Linked DNA regions of Mus musculus: regions 2 and 3 are each linked to region 1. Evidence: chromatin loops called from intact Hi-C (ENCODE). Cell type or tissue: heart. All regions are shown on one strand.

The links. Peaks named below come from ENCODE experiments on the same cell type or tissue, not always from the same donor. Only the 100,000 strongest peaks of a DNase experiment are listed, where the experiment ranks them.
Region 2: it touches region 1 in a loop (2.5-fold over the local background); 2 of 42 quality-filtered maps call a loop at or near these places.
Region 3: a loop joins it to region 1, with 3.0 times the contacts of the local background. A loop is called at or near these places in 2 of 42 quality-filtered maps.

The regions. Positions count from the first base shown.
Region 1 is chr12:80,941,820-80,949,819 of GRCm38, reverse strand. It overlaps Srsf5 (serine and arginine-rich splicing factor 5), which reads right to left and starts at 4,321. Exons shown (of 8, transcript NM_001079694.2): 1 at 4,148-4,321; 2 at 3,100-3,244; 3 at 2,439-2,509; 4 at 2,226-2,324; 5 at 1,955-2,024; 6 at 652-725; 7 at 216-326; 8 at 1-100. The coding sequence starts at 3,225. Gm20337 (predicted gene, 20337) reads left to right here and starts at 4,421. Exons shown (of 3, transcript NR_045057.1): 1 at 4,421-5,083; 2 at 6,591-6,778; 3 at 6,878-7,168. In heart, a CTCF peak has its summit at 4,459; DNase peaks (open chromatin) are centred at 3,649 and 4,339; H3K4me3 peaks cover 2,314 bases; H3K27ac peaks cover 1,662 bases.
Region 2 is chr12:80,638,203-80,646,202 of GRCm38, reverse strand. Erh (ERH mRNA splicing and mitosis factor) reads left to right here and starts at 2,092. Exons shown (of 4, transcript NM_007951.4): 1 at 2,092-2,439; 2 at 5,159-5,246. The coding sequence starts at 2,437. It overlaps Slc39a9 (solute carrier family 39 (zinc transporter), member 9), which reads right to left and starts at 1,988. Exons shown (of 7, transcript NM_026244.2): 1 at 1,227-1,988. The coding sequence starts at 1,322. In heart, CTCF peaks have their summits at 2,053 and 3,368 (motif pointing right); DNase peaks (open chromatin) are centred at 1,982 and 2,322; H3K4me3 peaks cover 4,063 bases; H3K27ac peaks cover 2,387 bases.
Region 3 is chr12:80,766,822-80,774,821 of GRCm38, reverse strand. No RefSeq gene overlaps it. Among named protein-coding and RNA genes, the nearest start is that of Ccdc177, 10 kb to the right of the region's middle. In heart, no CTCF peak of the experiment used is centred here; a DNase peak (open chromatin) is centred at 4,991; H3K27me3 peaks cover 1,004 bases.

The sequences.
Region 1 (8,000 bases):
CCTGCTCCTTGATCGGCTGTAAGACTTGCTCCTTCGTGAACGGGATCGGCTACGGGACCTAGAGGAACTTCTGGTCCGAGATCGTGACCTGCTTCTTGACCTGCTATGAAAAATTGGCAAGAAGGAAAGAGAGAAAACACACATTAACCTGTATGACAGGGCTCTAAAAGCCAGCAAGTAAAACCTTTGGCTTAAAAATATAAACGAAAGAGTACCTGTGCCTTTTGCTGCCTTCAATTAATTTGATTTTTCTCCCGTTAATTTCCTTTCCAGAAAGTTTCTCAATAGCATTCTTTAAGTCACCATAAGAGGCAAACTCAACTACCCTAAAATGGAAGGAAAAAAAAATCCCTTTAAAGGTTATAAATCCAATAGCCTTGTAGACCACCTACACAGATCAAGATAAGCATAAGTTTATCCCTGTTGTTATTGCTGTTTTAAGTCATTTCTGATATATACAGCACAATTCTGTGGTGTGCCCCCCTATGTACTGTGGAATGTTGCAGGTGCCTATTATCAACAGTCCCTTGTGATAGTCTTTCTCCCCAAACTTAGCCAAAATCAAGCACATGCAAATTTTAGATCATAGCAATGCCACAATTAAAATTCCCAAGGTAATTAATTAAGACTCACAATCCAGGACATGCTTACCCTTCATTTAGTTTAGGTCGATGTGCATCCGCAAAGGTTACTTCCCCAGCTTGTCTCATGAAATCTTTGAGATCCTTAACACAAGACAATTATGTTAAGGAGAGAAAGGGAAAAGTGGCACACAAACAACCACATGGCATAAACAAGACTACTGGAAGAGAAGGTGTTAGATAAAGTACAAACATGGCATATACCACACTTGTATTCTATCAGAATTCAAAAATTATGCCAGGGCACGAAATAAGCAAATAGCATATTGCTTTTAAGCAAAATGCTAGAGGGCATTCCAATTTTTTAACATTATAGTATTAGTCTAACTGAGCTCAGTACAAAAGGGGGAAAAAACAAAAAACAAAACAAACAACAAAAAAAAACAAAAAGGAACAGTACATCCTTTAAAGACTAGTTTTATATTTAAAAAAAATAAAAAATAAAAAAATAAAACAACATTTACAAAGACACCAGTTATTTTGTGCCCCATATGTCATTAAAAAATTTTACTTTACCTTTATTAACATTTCCCTAGGCTAGTCAAGCAGCAAACCATTAAGCGGTCGGAGAAACCTTCATGACATAGGCCCGACTGGCTCTTCGCCACCCACTTGAAGGATACTACCCAATCGATGGAAGCCTTTAATCGCACAGCCCTCCCTATTAGCAGACTACTGGCGATGCAGACATGTTTTACTCTTGTGCAGTTACCAAGGACCACTTTACTGCGATCAGGATTCCAACGACCAACTAATTTCGTATCTTTCAACTCTTTCGACCAGGACCTCTTATTCGGAAGCGTTACAGGAAGACAGCTCTCAACTTAGGGATCAGATCACGTTATCAACGGTTCTGGGATCGCTGCAACCCGGCACTTCAAGTAAGTGCACCGATTACGTCTAGACCGGCAAACACAGATCTAGAGGTGGCCAACTGATCACTGTAGGAGCTGACTGGCAAAGTCAACCAGGCCCAACCAAGAGTGACCAAGACAACGATTAGGATAACCCACAGGCACTCCTCGTCATAAGGCCAACGACACAGATAGGCTGGCAAATAAAGGGTTTAATATTTGGTTAAAATTGATTTTAAAAAACATGAAAAAATAACCTCAAAACATTTACATTTGATCACTAATATTAAAATCTGAAACATCCCCCAGTTACATTTAACTAAAGTTTAAAATTATAGTTCAATTAAATTAATTTAAGATAAAGCATTTAATAAGATATATATTAATAAAACATTAACTACCCATTAACACTTTTAAATGCCACATTAAAAAATATCTCAAAACTGTATTTCAACAAACCTGCCAGCTGACTCTTGAGGATAAATTCTCAACTATAAGTCGATTTTCTGTTCTTACAGGTGGAGCATTTCTGAAGAAAGAAAAATAAGCATTCAGTGTCAGATGTTATGTCACAATGTCAAATGCTATGTGACAAGTTTAAGCCAAGATAGTGATTCCATCAAGTTTCTGGGTTCTCAGCATGTGGACTAACTAGACTTAACTAGTCTGAGAACCATTTAATGCTAACGGACCCTAACCCAACCGTAACAGCCAAACCCAAACCACATACCGTCTATCATTTCGAGGTCTGCGACTGCTAAAACGGTCGGAGTATCGTCCTCTACCTCTTCCACCTCGAGACCGAGCCCGGGCATGTTCAATCGTCACCCTACAAAGAGGTAAAAAAAGCATTCACACACTACACATGAGAGCACTTACATATGCAAATGTCTACTCTGCTCTACTTCCCTGGGAGAACTACTTATAAACCAATCATGCTTACCTTTCACTGCAAAGTTCCTTCCCATCAAGTTCATAAACAGCATCATCTGCATCCCTTGGGTCCTCAAATTCCTAAAATGTAGCAGTAAGAGTAGAGCTTTTGGACGTGCATGCATTCTACAGCACATTAAGATCATGGAAGCCGAGCGTGGTGGCGCACGCCTTTAATTTAATCCCAGCACTCGGGAGGCAGACAGATTCCTGAGTTCGAGGCCAGCCTGGTCTACAAAGTGAGTTCCAGGACAGCCAGAGCTATACAGAGAAGCCCTGTCTCGAAAAACCAAAAAAATAAAAAATAAATTTAAAAAAAAAATCATGGAAGTGTTAAGATATACCTTACACTCAGATACTATAACCCTAAGCTAGGGATGACTGAGAATCAACTCCAGCCAGCAGTTACTTTAACTTCTTAACAGAAGCCACTGCTTCTTGGCCACTTCTAACATCTTTCTGGGAAAACAATTCACATGGACTCAGAGTCCATGCTCATCACAAGAGCTCTACCCACTTTGTTTTTTTTTTTTTTCTTTTTTTGGAGACAGGGTTTCTCTGTGGATTGGCTTGCCCCTGCCTCCCAAGGGCCAGAGACCAAAGGCATGTGTCACCACCACAAAGTTACCTAACTTCTCGACAGATAATTCAACTCAGTTTCAAGTACTTACCACAAAACCAAAACCTCTTTTCAAGTCAATATCTCGGATCCGTCCGTAACCCTTGAAGAATCTTTCCACATCTTTCTCCCTCGCTGCTGGATTTAGTCTCCCAATGAACACTCGACAGCCACTCATGATGCCCGGCTAGTGTTTCCTGTTAGGCAGTAATTGAATCGAGACAATATCAACGATTGACACCATGGGGGTGGGGGATGTTCAGTCAAGCAGTCAAACACACCCCACGTTTACCAACTCTACTAACAAGGTCGCCATGTACCTTTTAAGTCGTTCACGACCACCACATTCAAATTCCAAGTTAAAACTTAACTCTCCAAAAGACCCCCTTCCCAGGTTCCACACGGCAGCCCACCACAACGCCAGTAGCCACCTTTCTAGACTGCGCAGCCGCACACGCTGTCCCCGGATCCCGGGGTTCCCCTCCCATCTGCCGCAGTTAAGGCCAGGCCGAGAAATGCGGGCGGAGCCGAGCCCGCCCTCTGCCAGGCCTGGTCCAATAGCAGCCGGCCGCGCCCGCGTCGCGGCCTCCCCGCGCGTCACAAGCCGGAATCTCGCGACGCCACCACCGAGCCTGCGCAGTGGGCGACGGGGCGCGTTCGCAGCACAAAATGGCGACGGCCGAAGTATGCGGCGGGGTGTGGGGGGGGGAGGAGCGTAGCGAGCCGAGCTGCGTGCCCCCGAGACACGGGCAAGCCCGGGGCCCAGAGCGCTGCGCCTGCGCCGGCCCACGGGGGGAAACCCTAAGCTGCCCTGGGCCAGGCCGGCTCCCCGGCGTCCGGGCCTCGATGAGAGCCATTAAGGGCGGCAGGGAGGGGCGCGCTGCTTCCCGACACAAACGCCCTCCCCACGCCCGCCCTTCCGCCTCGTGTCCCCCTCACGCAACACCCACAGGGAGACGTGCCCCAGCGCCCACCTCAAATCAACTGCGCTCTCTGAGTCGCCGTCCTCCGCAAAGAGCGAAGCCCCGGCCACTTGCGACCCGAGCGGCCATGAAGAAGCCTCGATCCGAGAAGCCTTGCCCTCAAAGCGTGCCACTCACCTACCGGACAGGGTCTTTGGCGGCTGAGACCCCGGAGAGGTCCGTAGTCTGCGACGGAGCTGTCTGCCTCCCTACACAAACACACACACAACACACATACACACGAACCCAACTCGTCTACAGTCTCTCCACAACTGACGCACTTAGCAGCTCGGACGTTGCACAAAATGGAAGGGACGTCCTGGCGTCACTTCCGGGGCGGTGCCAGAAGCTCGGGGACCGCCCACTTGGAGCTGAGGACAGACGGTTCCTGGGAGCCGGAAGTTCTAGTAGGGCGGGGCTTCCTTACCGCGACCCCTGGCGAGAGCAGTGGGTGGTGGGAGGACTAGAAACGTTCGTTCAGTTGGCAGGATACACCGGGACACTTCTTTGGATACGAAAAGATGTATTTAAACTTTTTCTTAGGTCCCTCGAAGATTACCAAGAAACCCAGGCTTTTCAAAAATCACCTGTTTCTTTTAAAAATTCATTTACATAGTCGGTCTCGCTAAGCAGTCCTGGCTAGCCTTGAGCTCAGCGATCCAGCCGGTCCGCCTTCAGTGTGATAGGATTATTGGCCCGAGCACCAGGTCCAATTCTTTCTTTCTTTCTTTCTTTCTTTCTTTCTTTCTTTCTTTCTTTCTTTCTTTCTTTCTTTCTTTCTTTCTTCCTTCCTTCCTTCCTTCCTTCCTTTCTTTCTTTCTTTCTTTCTTTCTTTCTTTCTTTCTCTCTTTAGCCTCTTCTGCAAATTGTACTTATCAATGTCCTTCAAGAGAGGGTTCTTAGCCGGGCGTGGTGGCACACGCCTTTAATCCTAGCACTTGGGAGGCAGAGGCAGGAGGATTTCTGAGTTCAAGGCCAGCCTGGTCTACAGAGTGAGTTCCAGGACAGCCTGGTCTACACAGAGAAATCCTGCCTCGGAAAAAAGAGAGAGAGAGAGGGTTCTCTGAGGCTCAAGTAAGTGAATTCTTTCAGTGTTGTGGTTTTTGTTCTGATCAGCCTAAGGAACTGAATTGTTTTCTACTAAAGGAGAGATTTCACGTGGTGAAATAATGAAATTGGTACTGTGGGTAAAAAAAAAAAAAACAAAAAACGCTCCTATATATTGAATCCCTAGGGCCAATCTTGGCTCAGCTAGCTGGGAAAGATTTCAAGTTGTTTCTAAATCCAACTGGCCATTGTCCATTCCTTTCTGTCCAGGTCTCAATCTCAATAGTTAGGTGGACGGTGGTAGCTTCAGCCTTTAATCATCTCTGTGAGTTCCAGGCCTACCTTATCTACAAAGTCCAAGACAGCCAGGAAAACCCTGAGTCAAAGAACCAAAAAAAAAAAAAAAAAAAAAAAAGAGTCGAAATCAACAGTTATTGAGAAATAGAGTTTATGCTTCCAGCATGGATGTAATACACAGCAGTCCACATCGGTAACTCTATCCAGCCTTCCCCAGTGAGGTTGGGAGGTCTAGAAACATTGACAATAAAGACTGTTGTTGTTGTGAAAAAGGCTACTTCTCTTTAATATTTTTATCTGTAACCTAAGGCATCATCTAGATTTTGAGATGTACCTAGAATAGAGTCACACAATTTCAGCTAGGGTCACAGGGATGAACTGATAGCTCAAGAAGGAGCAGAGCAACCCTGGGTCTGACCTCATTCACGTGGAATAAGCTTGTCTATTCAGTTAACTATGCAAATAAAAACAGCATCAGTGGACCCATTAAAAAACATGTAGCGGGCAGTGGTGGCGCACTCCTTTAATCCCAGCACTCGGGAGGCAGAGGCAGGCGGATTTCTGAGTTCCAGAACAGCCAGGGCTACACAGAGAAACCCTGTCTCAAAAAAAAAACAAAAAAACACTTGTATTATCCCAGAAATGTCTGGGGGTGGGGGGTACTCTCTTTTGGATAAATATTTTCCCCATGTCATTCTTTAGGGGCAAGGGCATCCTTTCCAAAGACATTCAAACAAATAACATATATGTAGTAGAGGAAAAGAGTTACAGAGATCACAGATTAAGAGAACATTTATTGTCCATCACAGACCTGCTAGCTGCCTTCCTCTCCCCAGAAATCGGGTTACACCCTCCCTGAAGGTGTTAGGAGTTGATAAGAAAGCTTACTGTAGCCAGGCATGATGGATAGGTATGTTTTTAATCCCAGTGTTTAGGAGCAGAGGAAGGAAGTAGCCTACTCTATGTAGTGAGTTCAGAGTTAGCCGGAGCTACACCGTGAAACACTGTCTGAAGAGAGAGAGGGGGAGAGAGAGAGAGAGATTCTGTTTCTGACTCAGATTCACCCTATAAGCCCATCTTTTACTTATTAAATACTGATTTTTTTTAAATGCCTGCATGATGTTTAAAATAGCAATGTCTCTAGAGTCATTCAATACAGACATTTCATTTCTGTCGACTGTAGACCACATCATTTGCTGGTGATCCTCTCTGATTATTGTAAAACTGTTTCCCCCAGATTGGACATCCCCATCTTGAATCAGAGCAGCTGTTGACCAACCACAGAGCCTCTGGAAGTCAGGCCTATCAGCATTCCTGCATGGAAGACTGAGGAAAGCTCCTCCCAGAAGCTGTATCAGCAGTGAATGATGACTGGGAAGAGAGATTGCTGGTACCATAGGCTGCCTTTGACTCGCCCAAGGCCCTGTAAGTAACCCCAGCAAACTCATCGACTCACCAAGCTGGAGCTGAGTGGGTTCTGTCCTCTCCCCTAGGTAACAAGATGTTTCTTTTTCTTGCCCCCAGGAAACATCACACAACAGAGCTGAAATTTCCTATTGCCTAATGACAATGTGGCCGGGACATCATCTCAGCATAATGCATTCCTCACACGTTCGTGGCAATGGTCTCCGGTGTAAACAAGCCTGCCCTTCAGCCGGCCAGAGAGAACACACAGTACTGTACAGTACATAATACTTGATAACTAAATGACTATATATTTACTATTATTGTTTTAGAGTATAGGGGTTTTTTTAAGATATTTTACTGTGTGTCTTAGTTTGCTTTTATAAATGTAATAAAACACTAACCAAAACCAACCTGGGAGAGAAAGGGTTTATTACAGTTCAGAGTCCATCATGAAAAGAAGTCAGGGCTGGAAATGAAGCAGAGACCATTACTCATCCGGGAAAACTTGCGTCTGTAGTTTAAAGTTGTAATCATTCACATACAAGAAATTTGAAAATACTTAGGAGTTTAGAGCATATTTCTCAGTCACAATGGAGGTGGCTTGGAAAATATTCAGAGAATAGTGGAGGAACCCAGTATTGGCCTCCAGTTCTACACTGACTTGCTCTTGAGACCCTGCTCAGTCTCCTTTCTTAAACAACCCAGAACCACCTGTCTGGGGGGTCACTGCCTACAGTGGGGCTAGGCTCTCTCATATCAACTATTAATTAACATATTAATACCCCACAGACTTGCCTAAAGCCCAATATGGTGGCGGAAACATCTTCTCCGTTAAGGTTCCCTCTTCCCAAGTGAATCTAGTTTGTGTCAAGAAGACAAAACCTAACCAGCATGCTGTGTAACTGCATAGCATGCCACCCTGCAGCAGCCCACACATCTGTTCTTCCATCTGGGTTCCTGTAAGAACACTCACTGGTGTTCACACAGTGGCCAAACCACCTGCTGATGTGGTTCTCATATGACATCACTCTTGCTATGCTTACAGCATCCTGCCACCTGGATCCCTACTGGCAGAAATATTGATTTAAATGGTCTGATGAGGAGTACAGTTTGTTAGAAAGGGCTTGTGTGGGAAGCCACATGTGCCGTTGCAGAGTGGCACTGACTACTGCTGGCCACCACACATAAGTTTGGACAAACAACCAATGTGTACATATGCAGTAAAGTTTTTTGCAAAGAC
Region 2 (8,000 bases), 300 kb after region 1:
TCATGACACTTTGTAACTCCAGTTCCAGGGGACCCCACAACTTCTTTTGGCCTCCAATGACACCAGGATTGCATGTGGTACACAGACATACATGTAAGCAAAACATCCATAAATAAAAATAAAATTAAATAACTTACTGTATCATTAGATTCCAAAGGGCACAGGTGAAAAAGGAAATAGAAAAGGACCACACGCAAGCCAAGGTGACGCCTTCCTTCTCTCTGGCTAAAGGCCCTATTTCCCCTCCCCGCCCAGACTCACCACCCTTTCCACCATAGGCTTTCTCCACCTTCATCAATGCCTTCCCTTCAGAGTCTCTTTGAGGCCTACCTCATGCCTCATCTTTCCTCTGGGGAAGTTAGTCCTTTCAGGAATAGAACAACTGAGGCAAGGGTTTACTCTACTACTGATCTTGGGGATGAAACTATGGAATTCTCTTGCATGCAGTAGTTTTTTTCTCCTTAAACCTTTGAGCACTGTGTACCTAGGACACTCTGATGATCTAAAGAACAGACGAGAATATCTTTTCTCTCCCCCCCCCATAACCTCTGCTTAGTGGATGACAACCTAACAAATAACCCAAAGTGCATCCTGCATTGCAGACTAGGTTTGGCCTCAAACTCAAGAGATCTATCGCCTCTGCCTCCCCAGAGCTGGGATTAAAGGCGTGCAAAAAGTTTATCTCTAAACAAAGAGATTTGAAAATAATCTCAGAATATCCATTCCAGCCCTTGGCTTCTTTGAAAGGAAATGATAATAACAACCTACTGTAGCTTTTTTCTCTCACACTGATTGTAGTGCTGACATCCTAAGCTTTTCTCCAAAAACATTCATGATTTTTCTCAGAAATTGTTATACTGATTTCACCTCAGTGAAATAGTAAGTCTCCATTTGGTTTTATCTGATATCTTGATTTCTTGAAACCTCCAGGAATCATCAGAAATGTAACTGTGGTTCCTGTCTCTTGAAAAATGCAGAGCCCCAACTTTTGGTGGTCGTGGGGGTATATAATTTTCAGAGGATTCTGAACACTCCAGGTTCTCCAGTGTATCATCTATCTACCATTCTTGGTTAAGATGTATACGGTTGAACACAAGCTTTGTTTCTACTGTGAAATGTTACATCTTTTCCTTAATGAGACCTTAGAGCTGAGAAACAGCTTCTTTGCAAATATAGCTAGGTCTAGCATCATCCTAACGCTTGGCAGACAATGGAGAACGTCTTACCTCTGAGAAATTAACAGCCAAAGGAATGATTCCGGCCACGTAACATCCCACCAACATTGCCACAGACAGCAGACTAATGGAGAGAAAGTCATCCATTCTGCCCTCCCGTAGTCACCCTCTACCACCAGGCTTTAAGATTCCAGCAGTTTCGAAAGGCGCTTAGGCTGTTTAAACGCGTGGTCTTCCAAGCAAACGGGAATTTGCCCACTTCTTTCAGCCTTGCCACCAGCCGGGGTGTTCTCGAAGCACGCCACTCTCTTAAGAAGCAAGCTCCTTCTGCTGACTCTAGCACCAGAGAAAACTTCGCGCAATCTTAGGTACTCGGTTGCCAGCCACTGAGATTCCGGTCGGTCACAGATGGAGAAATTGTGCTGAAAGAGACCTCAATCGTCGGAATGAGAGTGTCACGACGACCCGCTCCTAGACAAGGCCCCTGGTAGCAGTAGGAAAGAGGGGTAAAGCCAAGTGTCTTCTTCGCACGCTGTACCTGTTCCTAGGGGTGGCACCGCAGGTGATACGCCCCCAGGGAAGGGACCAGCCCACCAGTCCCAGCAAACTACCTTCCGAGTCTAGAGTCGGGCAAGATGTCCTGCAAGTCTCTCACTTGGGTCGGAGGATTCAACAGCAAAGTCGACACGATGCTGTCTCTGCCCTACACCCGGTGCTACCCATGGTACTTCCCTCAGCCAGGCCCTGACCCTGAGTCGCCAATACTACAGCTGCCATGGCCGCCAAGTGGCACCTCTTCATTACTCCCACTTCCGGATTGTCTCACAGCCTCCTCTTTAGCAGGGCACTTCCGGGTTACAACCGACCTATCGGCCAGGTCCTTATATTGCCGCCATTTTTTTAGAAAGGCTTAAAAAAAAGACGACTGGTGTCGCTGTTGTATTCCCCATCACTTTAGCCGCCTGTCAGTTAATTAGAGTACAGAAGGCAGAATCCCGAAACGAACTCTTCTTCCTAAAGCGGAGAAAGAGTCTCTTACCCATCCCGGCGCCCTTAACCAAGATGGCTGAAACAGCGTCAGTATCCACTCTAGAAACCAGAAACGTGTGTCTCTCTATGGTCTGAAAGATTCCTTTTGCGTCGCGCTTTCGACGACTTCCGGCGGCGGCTCTCGCGGGATTGGCTGTTGGCGGCGTTGCGGCTGAGCTCGTGTGCGGCAGCAGAGGTGTTAGCGGCGGCTGCAGCAAGAGCGTTTGGCGCGATGGTGAGTCCTTAGCGGTTGCCGGGGTCCCCAACTTAGAGGGCCACCCCTGCTCGGTACATCTTCCCATCCTTCCCGCCCCTGCCCTTCTAGCGCGAGCGAGGGAGCTGCTCCCCGCCCCCTTCCCCCCGGCTCGCGGGTGGACCCTTCCCCTTCCCGGCGCTGAGCCGCGGGGCCTGCCCGTAGGCCCCGGACCTGATCCTCCTCCCTGCGGCTGCGCGCCTCCCGCCTGATGGTGGGGGGCGAGGTATGCGGTGGGCAGACGATGCCCTCCCTGCCGATCGCTGCCTGGAAGAGGGAGGTGTGGGGTGCCGTTCATTTCTCATCAGATGCACTAGCCGACTGTAGGAACAATGGCCGGGGAACGTGTTAGACGTTTCCTGAAACTGACACACCCGTCACCTTACGGTTCTCCGTAGGTCGGCCTTAGGGGGTCGGATTGGCTTTACAGTGTGCTGCCTCAGCCTGCCCCCTAACCCCCGAACTTCAAAAAAGAAAGTATTTTTCCTTTTTCAGTATCCTTAGTTGCCCTGTTTTGCCAATTTTGTCAGCCTTCGATCTTGTTCTTTCTTATATTCTCCTGGGAGTGGAGCCTGAAAAGAGACTCCAGGGTCCTGGTCCCAAAATCCGGCAGGGAAGGTTTTTGTTTTATTTGTTAAGTTGTGTGTCTGTGCTTGCACGTGAGTACAGGAGCCCTCAGAGGCCAGAAGAGGGAATGAGATCCCCTGGGTCTGGAGTTAGAACAGGCGGTTGTGAGCGGAGGATGTGGGTGCTAGGAACCAAACTCATGCCTTCTGTAAGAGTAGCACGTGCTCTTAACCACTGAGCCATCAACACTCTGGTTGTTGTTTTGCTTTTGGGGATCTTCCTTTTCGGTGTGTGGTGATTTGCCTGCATGTCTTGTGTGCCACTTGCATGCAGTGCCTGCGACAGACAGAAGAGGGCGTCCGATCCCCAGGATTGGAATTACCTGTGATGGTAAGCGACCGTGCGAGTGCAGGGAATTGAAAACCAGTCCCTTGGAAGAGCAGCTCGTGGGCTTAACCACTGAGCCATGTCTCCAGTACTTATGCCCTCTTATTTTTAAGTAAACAAAAGGGAAATATTTGGAGCAGGTGTGTTTATAGTTTTCAAATATTATTTCAAGTTATTCCTTAATTTGCCTAAAATTTTTAAAAATGTGGCAAAGAATGAATAGCTTGTCTAGGATGAGCCATTACAAAAATGCAAATAGGCTTTCATGAGACTAATTTTCTCAACAACAAAAGTACCATTTGAGTAGCTGGCCTTTTATGAGCCCCTACACAACACATCCTGCTTTCTCTGGCTATTAATAACAAACAAAACACTGTTCACATGACTACAGGTTTCTTTTGTTACCAACTTAGAGTTTTCTCTCAAGTCTTCTCAAACTTAATTAAAGACACAGATCTTGCTGGGGATGGAGAAATAATAATGCTCTTGCTGTAAGAAATTTAAAGTGCTTTTATTTCTGTTTTTATCCAGAAAGCCTAAATCTTAGAAACTCAGTTCAGTTTGTTGATAATTAAATTTTTGGATTATCTCAAAATAGTTTGGGCATCCTGACATGAGAATTTGTTTTTTAATCAGAAACTAGTGTTGCAAGTGAAGAAAATAAGGGGAATAATTTGGCTGAGAATTGGGCTTGCAGTGGAGTTGCATCATGCTAGCATTTGTTTAATTAATTAATCTTGTTTTGTTTTTCGAGACAGGGTTTCTCTGTATAGTCCTGGCTGTCCTGGAACTCACTCTGTAGATCAGGCCAACCTCAAACTCAGAAATCCGCCTGCCTCTGCCTCCCAAGTGCTGGGATTAAAGGCATGCACCACTACTACCCGGCTAATTAATCATTCTTAAATGCACGAGAGACACTATATAAGACTATGCTGGTCAGGATGTCTGCTTCACTTATTTAAAGATATTTTTGGGTTTTGCTTCTTTGAAGAGAGTTGGTGTTAGTGAGATCTAGTGAGTGGAGACCAAAGGTGCCACAAAACATCCTATAGGCTCAGGACAAACCCAAAGAATTCATTTCTGTCCCCAAATATAGTGAGAACTCTGAAGCTGACTCGGCTCCCCAGTGAGCAAGAGAGGAAGGCTTTCAGTGAAGTCCTGCTCCTCTGGTACAATCAAAGATTTTGTACATTCAAAGATAAATTATTTGGGTATGAGCTGGCCCCTTAAGGCAAGTTATCTAGACGAATAGTTCCATAAATAACTTTAGTGTGGTGTTCACTATATACATTTTATATTGTTACTTTATCTTACACCTTGATGTGGGAGGTAACTCCTGTATAAAATGTGGTTCCGCTGTTGTGCTCAAGTCAGGAAAGACCTTAGGTTGATACAGTGATTATAGTATTTCCTGTTCTCCTTTAACTACTCCATGTCTTAGTTTTTATTGAGTTAAGAGAGCTAGAGGCTAGTGGAGTCAGAAAACGGGTTCTAAAGGTTAATAAGAAAAAATGCAGGAGCGGGTATATTTGGAGTTTGAGAAATGATCCAGAGGGTAAGGGGCTGACTTAGTTAAGGGAGTTGTGAGCCCAGCACTGATAGGGAAACATGAACTGCGGATGAGCAACCTAGTCAGTTATGTTTTAGTAACTAACATCTGTGTCACGTCACGTCGGGGGCTTATGTGGTGATGAGAATTTCCGAGTCGCATGTTGGGATATTCATTGACGTTGTTTTTCCCCTTCAGTCTCACACCATTTTGCTGGTACAGCCTACCAAGAGGCCAGAGGGCAGGACTTATGCTGACTATGAGTCTGTGAATGAGTGCATGGAAGGTGAGTGAGCACAAAGGTAATGAGGGGGAGGTTTTTACAGTCCCTCACACACGCTGCTCTCTGGGGGATGAATAGCATGTGGGAACTGGAATCTTTTTCCCCCTACATTTCTTCATTTCTTTTTGTTTGTTTGTTTGTCCGAGACAGGGTTTCTCTGTGTAGCCCTGGCTGTCCTGGAACTCACTTTGTAGACCAGGCTGGCCTTGAACTCAGAAATCTGCCTGCCTCTGCCTCCCAAGTGCTGGGATCAAAGGCGTGCGCTACCATGCCCCAGTTCCCCCCTGCATTTCTTGAAGTACTCATTTAAGCAGGAAAAATAGGTTTTTAGTGTGGACTATTATTACTTGTTACTACATTTTGTTACGATATGTGGGTGTTTTATATACATCTCTTTGACATATTCTGCTAAACTATAACACTGTTACCGTTGGCTCTGAGAAAGCCTTCTGAAACGTAAAATAAGTTAGTTCAGGGAAAGTCAAGATTCACAGAAACAGGTCAATATGATTTATTGTGCATATGCTAAACTCACAGCAGACTCATACCCAGGGAGCCTTTAGAGCGCAGGCTGTTTGCTGCTAAGTGGATTTGGTTTTGTGCTTAAGCATTACATATTAACTGGTGTACTGCCTAACACTGCTAGGAAATTGTTCTTTGCTTCTTTCTATCAAAAAGTTATATAGTTGGTTTGGCTGCACAATGGATCCCTAAAACCGTTGATTATTCAAAATTAACTGGGTTATTAGCCTCCAAATGGAGCTGATTATACCTGTGCAAACAAAAGCTGCTTATAATAAGGATGACTTCCCGGAGCCTGTGCAATACACTTGGCACTGCCATCACATTCGGCTCCTAAAGATGGAAAGGGAAGGCGGGTGATGTGGCACATCCTATTGAAAAGGAAAAAAAAATTAAACGACAAGCAGTGGCCATTACCCTTGTGTGTAATTCCAGCACTGCTGAGGCTAAGGTCAAAGGAGCATGTGGAAGCCAGCCTGAGCTACATAGTAAGTTGCAGGACAGCGTGAGCTGGATACTGGGTGCTTTCTGATAAAACCCGAGTGGGTAGGGTGTAGAGGGTACCTTAGAAGCTGGGGCATAGCTCCGTAGTAGAGAGTTTGCTTAACATTCATGAAGTCCTAGGTTCATGCCTACCAATGCCAAAAGCAGACACTTTCTCTACCTTGAAAATCTGCCTCTATGTTCTTCCCTTCCCTTTCTCCTTCGACTCAATCTGATGCTGGTAAATTTATTTACCAAATTATTGGTAAGAGCTTTATATGGAGTTTAAGTTTCTTTTTTGGTGGGAGGTATATAGAAATAGAGCTGATTTTCATGTATTGATCATGTATGTTACAGCCTTGTTACTTCATTTGTTAATTCTAATCATGTCTTGGTGGCTTCATCTACAAGACCACCTTATACGCAAATAGAGGCAGTTTACTTCTCTGGTCTAGCTAGATGCCTTTTTACTTCTTGCCTCTTTGTTCTGGCTCCAGCCTGCAGTGAAGTGCTGAGTCAGTGTTCATTCTTCGTCCTGATGGTGGCAGACAGTCTGTGTCCATGCCTTTAAAGATGCACGTGAAGTTACCTTCCTGGGCTTGACTTCCTTTTTAATTCTTACAGTTACAGAATTTCAGTGTAGTGTGCTAGTAGCCGTTAGGGGGGGGGATAGCTCAGTAAAGACATAAGCACCAATGAGTGTGAGAGCCCAGAACCCCTGTAAACAAGCCAAACCTGTGCTTGTAATCTGATGCTGAAGTGTAGAGGCAGGTGGATCCTAGCAGCTCGTCGGCCAGCCTCGTCTGAGTAAGATGCAGGCCAGTGAAAACACTCTGTCTGTCGCAAAGGTGGGAGAAGATGGATGGCATTTTACTTCCGTTTCCTCTGTGTAGCCCTAGCTGTCCTAGAACTTGCTCTGTAGACCAGAATGGCCTCCAACTCACAGAAATCTACCTGCTTCTACCTCCTGAAAGCTGGGATTAAAGGTGTGCAGCAACTTAACCCCAGCTTTTAAAAGTTACTTTAGAGGTTCCTTAAGAGCTTATATATATACTACAATATGGGGCATGTTGCCCACAAGTAACGAACTTGTTCCTTGAGCGGTTGGTGGTAGCAATGACTGAACAGGTAAGTTCCCCCGTTTGTAGAACACTTTCCTGGTTGGAAGTTAACAGGTAGTGTGCTCTGTTGATAATTGTTAGTGCTACCATTGTTGATTGTGGAAGTTTGGTTTGGGTTTTTTGAGACAGTTTATAGTAAGCTAAACTGAAACTCACTATAGCTGAGGATGAGCGAGAACTTCTGCCTTAGCTTCTCAAATACTGGGATTACATATGTGACCACCACACCTGGTTTTCTTCTTATTTTGGAGTATTTACAAGCTTTGCTGTGCTAATGCTTCATATGTTACTTCAGATATACTCTGTAAAACCCTATGGAAAGGGGTTTATTGTTTGTCAGGTAAGGTTTTCTGGGTAGAGTTGTTTGTCTTGGTTGTGTGATAAATAAACTAGCTTTCTGGATTCCTCTTGAGTCCAGCATCAAGGCTCTTCAGTGCCGAATTAGGGTAAGTTTTAACTTTGTCACCAATTACTGTGACTTTTTCCATTGCATCAAAATTTAAAGGTAAAATAGGAAATTTCCGTGTTCTGCTCTCCAGCTTTAGAAAGATTTACTGGGAACCTTGATAAAAGAATCACATTATGGGCTGGAGAGATGGCTCAGCAGTTAAGAGCACTGGCTGCTTTTCCC
Region 3 (8,000 bases), 170 kb after region 1:
TTTGTGGGTTATTGTACAGTATGACTCTATAATATACCTATGAGCCCAAGGCTTTTGTGGCCAGCCACAGCATGGATAGTATACTCAACACCAAGTGATTTGTCTAGGGATATGGCTCTGTGGTAGAACACTTGCCTAGTATATGCAAGACTCTGAGTTTAATCCTAAGTGCCCAAACAAAACCAAAAAAAATTAAATAGATAATTTGAGGGCCAGCAAGATGGGCAAAGATACTGGCCACCAAGACTGGTGACCTTAGTTTGGACCCCCAAACCCACACGTCAGAAGATGGGGACTGATTTTACAAGATGTTCTCTGCATATAGGAGGTCATGTGCATGCATAGCTATAGTCTGGTGTGTGTGTGTGTGTGTGTGTGTGTGTGTGTGTGCGCGTGTGTGTGTGTATACACGTTTCCCCATCCCACTCACAAAGGACAGCCAGCCATCACAGATCTTGTCTGTGATCGATAACCATTCTCTGATCTAATGAAGATAAGGAAATGAAAACAGCCTAGCTCAGTCCCAGGTGACTTCTTCCTGCTTTTTTGAGGTTCACAGACTATTTATTGGCCTTGGCCACACCCAGAATTGATCTCAGGTTTATCCTTCATGCTTGGCTAATAATGGCCAAGGAATGGAACACCTCTGTGCCCTCATTCTATAGGACGGTTACACCTGAGCAGGAAAGTCAGAGCTCCGACTGAGGAGTGTCACAACATGCAGAGGAAAGACACCACCCCACATAAGGGCTAGGCATGTAGCTTGGTGGTAAAGCATTCATCTGGCATGTACATGGCCCCGAGTTCAATTCCTACCAAGAAACAAATGAAGCACTGGAGAGATGGCTAAGCAGTTAAGAGCACTTGCTGCTCTTGCAGAGGACCTAGGTTCAATTTCCAGGACCCAGAAGATTCAATGTCCTCTCATGACTTCCATGAGCACCAGGCATGCATGCAGGACATACACAAAGGCAAAACAGCTGTGTACACAATTAAAACAAATGGAGTTGGCTTAGTCAAGTGTGTGGCACAAATCAGTGATCCATGCTGCCTTGTACATGCTTGACCCAGGGCGTGTGTGGCACCAGTAGAAGGTATGGCCTTGTAGTGGGTGTGGCTTTGTTGGAACAGGTGTGTCACCATGGGCATGGGCTTTAAGACTCTCATCCCAGCTGCCTGGAAGGAAATCTTCTCCTGTTTGCCTTTGAAACAAGGTGTACAACTCTCAGCTCTTCCTACACCATGTTTGCCTGGATGCTGCCATGCTCCTGCCTTGATGATAATGGACTGAACCTCTGAACATGTAAGCCAGCCCCAATTAAATGTTCTTCTGAAAGTTGCCTCGGTTATGATGTCTCTTCACCGCAGTAAAACCCTAACTAAGACACCTGTATTAGGAGGCAGAGCCTGAAAGATTACAAGTCTAAGGAAGCCTGGGCAACACAAAACACTGTCCAAAAAGTATCTGAGATTCTCCGTATTCTCACTCTGTTCTTTAGAGACAGCTTGTCTGTGCATACCTGGATGGACACACTTCTCTGATGTCATCTTTAAGGAGAGTCTTGCCTGCATCCATTTGAGAAGCTGGCCAGAGGGCGTGGGCTAGGAGATTTGGAAGGACGTGCGGCTTGGGTAGAACTTCATGGCTGTTTCTGGCATAAGCACTAGCTCCCCACAAACTGATGGGAAAATAGGAAACAGAGAGATGCTAGGTGTGGTGCTTTGAATGAGAATGCTTCTTGCCCCACCCTAGACATCATAGTACTTCGAATACTTGGATATCAGGGAGCGGCACTATTTGAAAAGTTAAGGTGCAGCCATGTTGGAGTAGGTGTGTTTAGTAGGTTGGCCTAATGCTACTTGCATTTTAATGCTAATATTGGGCCTCCCCAAGACTGGTTGCCTCAGAGACAAGAGATTCTGCATGTAAGACTCGAGGGACCCTGCCCCCAAGTTATTTGTGATTGGTAAATAAAGATGCCAACAGCCAATAGCTAGACATGGATGAGGATTAGGTTATGAGGGCTGGGGGTCAGAGGAGAACCACAAGGAGAAGAATAGTGCAGGAGGAGGAAGGAAGAAGCCACCACGGATTAGGAGTCCAGAGAACATGGCCTGGAGGGCTGCCCAAGTAGTTAAGAGCAGTCCAGATGAAACATAGAAAGTAATAACTTGAGTTGTCAAAAGGAACACAGAGAGCAGTGTTAAGGCTTATTGTAAATATCAAGGTTGTGTGTGTGCCTTTTATCCAGAAACTTAAATAGCTAAGGCGGGGTAGAAACCTAGGGCCAGGATTAAATACTTTCTACGATGGGTGTGGCCTTGTTAGAAGAAGTGTGTCACTAGGGTTGGCTTCAAGGTTTCAAAAAGCCCATTCCAAGCCTGTGGATCCAGATGTAGAACTCTCAACTACTCCAGCATCATATCTACCTGCATGCTGCCATGCTGTCGTCTGCCATGATGATAATGGACTAAACTTCTGAAACTGTAAGCCAGCCCCTATTACATCCTTTTCTGAATTGGCCTGGTCACGGTGCCTCTTCACAGCACTAGGACACCAACCAAAACAGAAGTGTTCTCTTCTTCTCACACTAACTAGCTAACTCCATAGCTATCTCAGGTTCATAAAGCCTCCAGTGCCCACATTGGGCTAGGTCCTCCTGTCCTTCCCTCGCATAACCCACACTCTTCCTGTACAGTTAGGTCTGCCTCTCCCTTCACCCTCAGCCACAAATCACCCCCAGCTCTGTGACTAAGCCTGTCTGTTCATCACCGAGTCCGAAGACTGACCTTAAGCCTGTACTCAGGCACAAAATACATTTTCCTCCCCAAAGACAAAATCATTTTCCCCTAAATCAAATAAAACCTATGTGAAGAAAATTAGCATTTACTGCATACCTGCCATACACCAAATGACTGGCTATTTAATATGATTTTCAGAGCCACTCTGTAAAACGGATGTAACTCCTGTTTTTAAGACAACGTAACTTCAAGATGGCAAGATATTAAGTAGCTTGCCACATTCATGAGAGAGAAGAAGGACGGAAGGAAGGGTAGAAAAAGAGGAGGCAGGGGTAAGGTGGTATGGACCAATAATCGTAGTACTTGGTGGGTAAGACAGAAGAATCATAAATTCCAGGCCATACTGGACTACATGACAAGACTCTCAAAACACATAGACACATTACACACATAAAACACACACACGTGGTGGTGCACGCCTTTAATCCCAGCACTTGGGAGGCAGAGGCCAGCCTGGTCTACAAAGTGAGTTTCAGGACAGCCCAGGCTACAGAGAAACCCTGTCACAAAAAAACCAAAACAAAAAACAAAAAAACAAAAAACAAAAAAAACCAACAACAACAAAAACAAAAAAAACCCACACACAACACATATTACACATGTAGAACATACACAAGATACATACAACATACACTACATACACAACACACAAAAAGCACACAATACACACATTATACACAACATCACACACATAAAACACATACAACATACATACACACATAACAGAGCAAACACAACATAGAGCATAGCACAACACACACAAAACACACTTAATACACTCACACTATAGACACAACACACACATGCACACACACAGCCGTATGTGCAGTCCTAAGGCATGCTGTGTCTAACTCTTCAGCTTTGGTGGAGGAGGGTGTCTTGACAACCTCTCCCCAGTCCTCAGTGCTGGTGGGAATGTCAGTGACCACTTCCCTATTCACCTGTCTGAGAAAAGGAGGGAGGCAAGAAATGGGACCAAGTTATTAGCAATTATTTGCTTTATAAACCTTTACTGAATATGTCAAACATAAGACCTGGGAAAAGGGGGCTGGCAAGATGGCTCAGCCAGGAAAAGCACCGACTGCTCTTCCGAAGGTCCTGAGTTCAAATCCCAACAACCACATGGTGGCTCACAACCATCTATAATGAGATCTGACGCCCTCTTCTGGTGTGTCTGAGGACAGCTACCGTTACATAGAGTAATAAATAAATCTTTGGGCCGGAGAGAGTGGGGCCAGAGTGAGCAGAGGTTCTGAGTTCAAATCCCAGCAACCACATGATGGCTCACAACCATTTGTATAACTACAGTGTACTTACATACATTAAATAAATAAATAAATAAATAAATAAATAAATAAATAAATAGACCTGGGAACAAAAGGACATAAAACACAGGGCCTCCCCTCTCAAAGGCCATTTTCCAGTTCTTGAATTAGATTTAAAAAAAAAAATAGCTACAGCAAAACCAACATTATGGAAGTGTAGATGGATTCTCATTCGTGTATGTGTGTGTGTGTGTGTGTGTGTATTTTTCTCTAATAAAACATTAAGCCTATAAGCTCAGTAATTTGGGTGACAACAGCTGGAAGATTATAAGACCAAGACAGCTGGGGTTACATGGAAAGTTCCAGTCCAATTTGTGTTATTCAGAAAGACTCTCTCTCAAAAAAGAAAGGAAGAAAGAAAGAAAGAAAGAAAGAAAGAAAGGAGAGAGAGAGAGAAAGAGAGAAAGAGAGAAAGAGAGAAAGAGAGAAAGAGAGAAAGAGAGAAAGAAAGAAAGAAAGAAAGAAAGAAAGAAAGAAAGAAAGAGGGAGGGAGGGAAAGAAAAAAAGAAAAGAAGAGAAGAAAAAGGAAAGAAAAGAAGAGAAGAGAAGAGAAAAGAAGAGAAAAGAAAAGAAAAGAAAAGAAAAGAAAAGAAAAGAAAAGAAAAGAAAAGGTTAAATTTTATATATTGCGGCTCACCCAAACACTGCGTGCCCAGCCCAAACTGACCCAGTCAATGAGTGCCTCACCAGGAGATGTAACTGAGGTGAGTTGTGAGTACAGTCAATTCCGCAGTTGGAAGGAACAGGTATTGTCATCAAGCCCTCTTAAGAAACTGACTTTTGGGTACAACCCGCACCCCTGGATTGAAGGATAGGGTCTGGTGTTACGCCTGGAATGTCGCTTTGGAGGATTCAGAACCTCACTATGACTGAACTCACAGAGGACTGGCGCCACCTGGCGGTAGGAGTGCAGGGCGCACACTGCGGTCCTAGTCTTCCATTAGTCCTGGGTCGTTACCCCAGCTGCCATTCCACTCTGTCCAGACAAATCCTCTCATTTCCAGCAGCAACTAGAAAAATAAAAAGCAACGTTTCCAAACGGAGCAGAGAAACTGAGAGTCTAGTTAGAGGCATGATTTATAAGTACAAAGAAACTCACCATAAGAAAGTTGGAAAGTTTGGATTTGATCATCATTTAGTTAATTTAGTTAATAGTAATAATTGTCTTTCATTATTTTGTCAACACACGGTATTTTGTATTATGTGCAGAACATATTTCATCTCACTTAATTCTCAGTAACAACCATGTGAGATACATTATAGCCTTCTTCACCTTTTTAAAAGGTGGGCAATCAAGTGCTGGGGAGATGGCTCAGTGGCCATCCAAAGGACCAGGGGTTCAAAGCCCAGCATCAACATAGCATCTCTCAGTTGTGTGTAACTCCAGTCCCATACACTAGCTTCTGACCTACTCAAGCACCAGGCATGCATGCGGTGCACAGACATAACCTCAGGCAAAACCATCCATACACATATCAAAACAAAACTATTAAAGGGTAAGCAAAGTTTATTGACAAAATAAAAAGACAGGTTCCCTATTACAGCCATTCTGTGTTGATCAAATGGCTATTCAGAGAGGCTAAGGAATTTCCTTGAGGTTAAAGAGTCAAGACATAGACAAACTGGGATTTCAACTTGGTTGTAGACTCTGATACATTTATCCTTAAGTGACCTGATAGGTATGGCCACTCAGCACACTGAAAGTGGAACTCACCGACCTTGCCTTTCATCCTTCATTTCCAATCTGAATAAATGGCCCTACCTCCTCTCCACCCCAACTCAGTCTCCGATGTATAGTCCAGAAACCTGGGGAGTTTTAAGCGCCCCCAGAGTCACTTACCAACCGTGTGTGTTGTCTCTCATATATGCTTTTTTGTTTTCATTACTGAAGACTGGATCCAGGACCTCATACACAGTAGGCAAGTTCTCTACCACTGAGCTATATCCCCAACCTCTCACATCTACTTTAGATGTTCCCCTCTGTCCTCACTGCCACAGCCTCGACTCAGGCCTGCCCAGAGCTTACCTGATTAGATGCTCACTGAGCAGTATGGTTGATTTATAGTACATTCTCCCACTTCAGTCTCCATGGTAATGGGCTCTGCCACTGCTGTCCCAGTGGTTGGCACCCAGGAGACACTCAAATCTGAGCGGCTCAAGGTAGCCAGAAGTCATTTTTTTCCACTTTACTAACGTTCTATTGAGTTCATATTTAGTATTATGTAACATTCATATTTACTAAATCCCTAGACCCCTATGCCTTTGTGTATGACTGAAGTCAGAGCGTTTCGAAAGTCTGGGTGTTACAATGGAATCGTGAGTGTGGCTCTACTTCCACATGACTGGTCTTCGGCTAAGTAAGGATGGGGGGTAAATCAGTAAAGTGCTTGCCGTGGTAAGCATTAAGGACCTGAGTTTGGTCCTCAGAACCCATAGTTTACAAGCTGGGTGTGGTGATAAATTCAGAGCTAAGGAAGTGGAAACAAGGAAACCTGGGGCTTGCAGGCCAGCGAGATCACCTGCAGCCAACAACAACACTGGATTCATAGTAATGTTCCCTCCAGGTGTCCTTGCTGACAGCTCTATGATGTAGGTGTTTTGTTTTTTTTTTTAACTGCATGTGGTGTGTTTGATACGTGTGAACATGTATGTAGGTGCAGGTGCAAGCACAGCACACATGTGGAATTCAGAAGACAACCTCAGGCATCAGCCTTGGCCCTGTGGGTTTTTTAAATTATTTATTCATTTAATGTATTTAAATATGCATACCAGAAGAGGGTATCCGATCTCATTACAGATGGTTGAGAGCCACCATGTGGTTGCTGGGAATTGAACTCAGGACCTCTGGAAGAACAGCAGTGCTCTTAACCACTGAGCCATCTCTCCAGCCCCGGCCCTGTGTTTTGAGGGCATGTTTGGGATGTAGTTTCCTGCTGTTTGAACCATGCTAGCCGATTTAGACGCTTCCAGTGACTGCCTCCCACCTCACTATAGGAGTGCTGGGATCACAGACACATGCCTCTGTGTCCGGCTTTATTGCTGCTTCTGAAGATGTGAACTCAGATCTTCATGCTTGCTTGCAAGTCTTTTACCTGCTCAGCCATGTTCCAGCCCAGGCATGCTGGTTTCTGATCCCCCATAGGATAGAAACAGTACCTGCTTCATACCTTTAATGCTTGAAGCAGATTAATAGCTCAAAATATTCTGATGCAGCTAGTTGTACAACACATATAACAGGCAGAGTAGCACTACTCAGACTCCATTTCTTCTCAACGATACATAGCAGAAAGTTACTAAACAGTCTTGACCCAAAACAGAGGAGGCCCTGTCTACCTTGCAGGGCAGCTTGGAAGTCCTTGCCATTGCCGTAGCACGCTGGCACAGTGCTGGCCTTTGAGTGATTCTTTTTCTATTGGTAAGCCTTCCCAATTTCTGCATTGATTAGCAATGTTCCCTCAGGTCTCCTTGCTGACAGCTCCATACGGTAGGCATTTTAAAATGCATGTGGTGTGTTTGAGATGTGTGTACATGTATGTAGGTGCAGGAGCAGGCATGGCATGGCACACATGTGGAATTCAGAAGACAACCTCAGGAGTTGGCCTTTGCCCTTCATATTGCTTGAGTCGGAGTTTCTTGCTGTTTGCTGCTGTTTGAAAGATGCTAGCTAAAGAATAGAAGTTGATGCTATTTTGATTAGCATAGCCCTTACTAAAGTATAAAATACGTTCTTTTGCCAAATATTTCCTTTACCTGCTGGTTTATATCTGAAATTTCTTAACGATTTAATCTCAAAAAATTAGGAATGATGATACTTTAATCATACTTGTCTAGATCCACTTGGGAGGCAGAAAGCCACAGTAATTTAAACAGGGG